2 separate regions of the Homo sapiens genome follow, and region 2 is linked to region 1. The links are chromatin loops, found by intact Hi-C in ENCODE. Cell type or tissue: MCF 10A. All regions are shown on one strand. Each heading gives the region's core, and the rest is flanking DNA. Links, peaks and the distances in the headings are about the cores only.

Region 1 (2,914 bases), core at 308-2,807:
TGAACAATTACAGCAGCCATCTAGGTTAGGTGGTCCTCAGCTATGGGAGAAAGCGGGGGAATGAGACCCAAGAAGCTAGCAAGTGGTGGATTCCAGTCTTCTCTTCCAATGGATTAGTAGACACCAATGGCCGAGGCAGGGTGTTTCTTAATTTTTGAATACTAACATCATGAATAGCAAATGCTGGCATGGCAATAAGAGCGTGCCCTGCATCTGGTCACATCTAAAATATCAGTCCCTTCTCTTTCTGAAGAAATACCTGTTCCTGCAGAATCTCCATATCCTGAAATGGAGAGATGCTGGTCAGGGCCACAGACCAGGTGCTTCTGCAGTTTGCAGTTTCTCTATTGTCCTCAGGACACTGTCATACTATTAGCCCTTTCCTGCCTCGTGATAGTGATGTCTGAAAAGAATGTTATCAGTTCACCTCTCCTCTAAAAATAAATAGGTTGGTTTCTCTAAACCTGGCCATCAGCAACACATACACATGAAATTCTGAATGAGCAATAATTCACTGCTCACATGCCCAAAGGAAAACAGGTTCTTTTCCTAGGACTTGTACAGGAGGCTTAGACAGGGTAACTTCCCAGGGGATGGCTGTACTGAGTTTGCAAATTTGGGCTGAGACTCATTCAAACTACCTGGGGAATGCAAGTTAACCTGCAGAGGAGAAAGCGAAAAAGAAAAAGGAGAAAGACCCATGTTCAAATGGAAATTAAATACATATCTGATGGATTCCATGATCAGCTTTAACACTTTCATCTATAAACAGTGTCTGGCACCAGTTGGCTCCAGCACAGAAGGGATTGCTTTGTACCTGGTGGAGACCCTGCCATGCCTGACCCAAGGAAGCCTGCTTGGTGACTAGGCAGGCACAGAAGGATGGAGAACACACTTCGTCTGTTTCCCCCAGGCCCAGACAGGAAACAGAAAACTTTCCTCAAGGCCATTACAGGCCTTTTTAGGGGACCATGTTGCCACTGGCTGGCAATCTCACAGAAAACACCTCTTTGCTATTTACAGTGCGTTTTCAAAAAAGTAAAATCCAGATTCTCCCAGGGTGTCTAGGATCTCAGGAATTGGAGCCCCTCTATTGCGTAGAGAAAAATCAGAATGAGGGTTTCTTTCCTCATTTCAAGAGATCGCTGGCTCTGCAGCCCAGCTCAAAAGCCCATCCTCCAGGCCACTTCCCCGGCTGAGCCAGACCCCTTGCTCCCATGACTCTCTGAGAGCCAGGCCCAGGGTCGGGTTCCCTGAGACCAGCCTGGACCCTAGATGGCCACGCCTCCGAGCGCTATTGGCGCCGGAGGCGCGACTCTTTTTCCTATTCCCAGGAGGGTAAAAAAGCGGGAACAATGGCTTTCAGGACGGAGGGACACAAACACCCAATGCCGCAGCGACTGGGAGGGTCGCGATGCAGGAGGACGAAATGGGAGAAGGGGGACAAGGGGGACTTCGGCCTCCCTGCGGGCGGGAGCTAGGCCGCTGGAAAGTCCGCTCGCCTCTCGCCGGCAAGGGATGACGCCCTGGGCCTTTTGTACCACTCGCCACGGAAAATGGTCACACGCTTTTGTCCTCAAGCCGAACACTATCAGAAACACGGGGTCCCTGGAAGCCGCCATCTTGGCCATTGGCGGTGGCGCACCCACCCCCGTGCTACTGCGCGTGCGCGGCGCTGCGACACACTCCGACCCCATCCCGCGTTCCCAGGGGGCGGTGGGAAGCGGAAGTGCTCCGCTGACCCGGGAGGGCGGTCCCTAGTTCACACTGGCTGTTGTCAGCGGCCTCTGAGGTTTCAGGCTCTTGGCGGTGAAGTAAGAGGGACGCGGAGGTGGTGATGGTTTTGATGGGGGCGGGGGTTGACGGGGTCGTGGGGTCATGGGGCCATGGGTGAACGCCTTTGTGGGTGACAGGGTGGCTCTACAGCCCAGCTCAAAAGCCCATCCTCCAGGCCACTTCCCCGCCTGAGACAGGCCCCTTGCTCTCAGGACCCTCTGAGCCAGGACCAGGGTCCGGTTCCCTGAGACCCGCAGGCCTGTGGGCGTGAGTGCTGGGGACGAGGTTCAGGGCCAGCGAGTGACTGATTGAGTCACTCCGCGCCTGTTTCCTGAGCGCCTAAAAATGCCAGGCAACCTTGCAAATGTTTCACATTAATCTTCACAGGAGCCCTGTGAGGTGTTACGATGATTATTTTCGTGTTATAGAGAGAAAATGGCTCAGTGTGGCTTGACAACCTGTCCAAAGTCACGTAGGTAGCAAACCCGAGGAATCTTTTTTTTCTTTTCCTGTGCTTCGTTTATCATGTTTATTGTTTCCTGTGTGTCTCCCCCGCTGGACTAGAAACTCTGCGGGAGCTGGGACTTTGAGATTTTGTTCCCTGATGTATTTCCAGCACGGAGAACGGGCTCATGGAAGGAAGGCACCCATTTCTTCAGTGAATAAAAGTGGCACAGCAGTCAGTCAGTTGATTCCAAAGCCCGGACTCAGGAAGGCAGGGTTTCGCTCACTGAGGATAATTGAGCTGTGAATCAATGTTAACTCTTAAAGCTAGAATGAGGCATTGTCCCTCTTCTGCTGGGTAAAACCTTTGGGTTTTACTCAACTTCACTGCATGGAAGGGAGCATAGGTGTTGCTAATTGAATCTCCTGTGGTCATTGTGTTTCCAGGGTCAGAGTGCAGACCTGAGACCACTGCTCACCGACTTCAGACTCCAGTTTATCTGTGCCCCAGCTTCCTCACTTAGTCTCAGAAGACTTAGGCTGAGGCCTCAGAAGGAGGTGAGTTCCCTGGGTCACAGGCAGAGATCTGGTGCTATAGTGATGGCCTCAACTGGGGCGTGTTTGTCTCTGAATCCCTTGGTCCTGCGGCCTTGGACACAAGAGAGGTACGCTGAGCTGAGGCGAGTTGGAGGAG
Region 2 (2,914 bases), core at 127-2,626, 140 kb after region 1:
GCTCATTGAAATATGACTTTCAATCTTTAAATAAATAACCATGCTTTTTTTTTAAAGTGAAAGCCAATTCTTGAATTATTTGAATATTGAGGAATGACCTCACATTTCAATGTCACTTTTTTTTTTTACAAAAAACCTTTTATGCGTGCTTTTCAAAACAACGGTATATAAAAACCTTTATAATTCTTGAGATTAATTGCATGAAGACAGTTTTTTATTATGAATTTTCTATTATTACAGGATAGGTCTTTAAATAGTTCTGACTTAGGAATAAACAGAAGGGTCTATGATTGTTTCAGGTGAGACAGAGAGTAGCAAACATTTTCATTCTCCCCAGATTCTGGGCAAGTGGAAACAGTTGTAACCAAGAAGTTTAGCAGCTTAAAATTTTAATTTTTCCTTGTCAGACATCTAGCAGCTGAAAAAAAGGACAAAACTAGCTACTTGGTAACTGCAGCTGGCTGGTAAACTGAGGGTTTGAGTTCTAAATATGCACCCAAAGATGAATATTTCATTGCTCCCTATGAACAGGGCCCCATAATATTAAGAAGAGTTGGGATCCGGATTAAGAGTGAATTGAATTCTTAATCCTTGTGCTCACACCTGTAATTCCCAGCACTTTGGGAGGCCAGGGTGGGCAGATCACCTGAGGTCAAGAGTTTGAGACCAGCCTGGCCAACATAGTGAAACCCCGTCTCTGCTAAAAATACAAAAATTAGCCAGGTGTGGTGGCAGGCACCTGTAATCCCAACTACTCGGGAGGCTGAGGCCAGAGAATTGCTTGAACCCAGGAGGTAGAGGCTGCAGTGAGCCAAGATCGCACCCCTGCACTCCAGCCTGGGCGACAGAGAGAGACTCTGTCTCAAAAAAAAAAAAAAGAGTGAATTAAATTCTTAATCCTCTATTTAAGATTCTGGGGACTTAAGAGTTTGAGGAAACATCACAGTAAGAATTCATAGACACATTTATGTTTTAAACACAACCAAAAATATTGAGAAATGGTAGGAAATTAGCTGATAGTTTACTTAGGGTGTACTTGGGAGCTACAGGTCTCATGAAGGTGTAAGTCAGAACCGGAAGATATATAAGCATCCTTGACATAGTTCAGGGACATTCAGGAACTAGAGGCCAACACGGGGGAATAGGAACCCATTGCAGAAAGAAAGGGCCTTGTGAGGTTGCCCTGCCTGAATTAGCGGTACTTCATTTAAGTTCTTCAAATACCCCAGCAGCAGCCAGCAATAGTTCTTTCAGAGCACACATCTCTCCTTCCCTCACCTTGTACTGCCAGCGATTCAATAAAAAATATGAACCTGCATGAAAAGCAGCCTTTTGGGTAGATACAAAGATTTTTTAATAAAAGGATATAAAAGAGTGCTTATGGGTACAGATGTTGGGCTGGTAGTACTCTCCATAAAAGTTTGTTGAGAAATGGGATCTGACCTGGCAACATTTAGCACTTGGTTAGTCATTGACAAAACCATCCTGAGTTAATGCCAAGTTTGTTTCCGGTCTTTAAAGCCACCCAAGTGAAGAGCTCAACATGTTGCACAAAGAAACAATGACAGATTTTTTTTTTTTTTACTTTTTATTTTGAAATAATTATATAGGCCGAGTGTGGTGGCTGATGCCTTTAATCCCAGCACTTAGGGAAGTCAAGGCGGGAGGATTACTTGAGCCCAGGAATTCAAGACCAGCCTAGGCAACATAAGGGCATCCCGTCTCTACAAAAAAATAAAAAATTAGCTGGGTGTGCCTGTAGTCTTAGCTACTCAGGAGGCTGAGGTGGGAGGATTACTTGAGCCCAGGAATTTGAGGTTGCAGTGAGCTATGATCACGCCACTGCAGAAATAATATACTCACAGGAAGTTGCAAAAACAGTACAAGAGGTCCAGTGTACCCTTCAAATAGCTTCCCCCAAAGGAACACCTTATATGTAGATCAATATCAACACCAGGAAATTGACACTGGTGAGATCTAACAACAGACCTTATTCCATTTTCAGCAGTTTTTACGTGTACTCATTTTGTGTGTGTGTATAGATCTGTGTAATTTTATTACATATAGATTTGTGTAAACACCACTACAATCAAGACACAAAGCTAGTCCATCAACACAAAAAAACTCTCTTGTGCTACCCTCATTATCATTACATACCCTACCCTATCCCACCCCTTTCACTGGCAAACACTAATCTGTTCTCCATCTCTATAATTGTGTTATTTCAATAATGTTATATAATGGAATTACATAATATGTAACCTTTTGAGATTGGCATTTTTCACTCAGTTGTAATCCTCTGGAGATTCATCCAGGTTGTCTTGTTTAATAATAGTTTGTTCTTTTTCATTGCTGAGTAATATTTCATGGTATGGTTGTACCAGTTTGTTTAACCATTCACTCACTGAAGGACATTTGGATTGTTTTCAGTTTTTGGCTATTACAAATAAAGCTACTATGAATATTTGTGTATGGGTTTTTGTGTGGACATAAGTTTTCATTTCTTTAGGATGAATGTCCAGAAATGCAATTGCTGGATCGTGTGGAAGTGTCTGTTTAGTTTTATAAGAAACTACCAAACTGTTGCTGAGAGCAGCTGTACCCTTCTACATTCCCACCAACAATGTCTGAAAGATCAAATTTTTCTACATCTTCACAGTATTTGGTATTGTCACTATATTTCATTTTATTTTTATTTTATTTTTTTCAGATGGAGTCTCACTCTGTCGCGCAGGTTGGAGTGCAGTGGTGCGATCTCGGCTCGCTGCAACCGCTGCCTCCTGGGTTCAAGCGATTCTCCTGCCTCAGCCTCCCCAGTAGCTGGGATTACAGGGGTGCGCCATCACACCCAGCTAGTTTTTGTATTTTTAGTAGAAACAGGGTTTCACCATGTTGGCCAGGCTGGTCTGGAACT

The links. Hi-C counts contacts between places; a loop is a spot of excess contacts. Peaks named below come from ENCODE experiments on the same cell type or tissue, not always from the same donor. Only the 100,000 strongest peaks of a DNase experiment are listed, where the experiment ranks them.
Region 2: it touches region 1 in a loop (4-fold over the local background); 5 of 110 quality-filtered maps call a loop at or near these places.

Annotation. Positions count from the first base shown.
Region 1 is chrX:46,445,533-46,448,446 of GRCh38, forward strand. KRABD4 (KRAB domain containing 4) reads left to right here and starts at 1,765. Exons shown (of 6, transcript NM_001129898.2): 1 at 1,765-1,814; 2 at 2,668-2,778. RefSeq lists an enhancer at 1,344-2,001. In MCF 10A, for the core only: no CTCF peak of the experiment used is centred there; a DNase peak (open chromatin) is centred at 1,709.
Region 2 is chrX:46,588,686-46,591,599 of GRCh38, forward strand. All of the region lies in intron 1 of CHST7 (carbohydrate sulfotransferase 7), which reads left to right. Among named protein-coding and RNA genes, the nearest start is that of CHST7, 16 kb to the left of the region's middle. RefSeq lists an enhancer at 1-131. In MCF 10A, for the core only: no CTCF peak of the experiment used is centred there; a DNase peak (open chromatin) is centred at 1,486.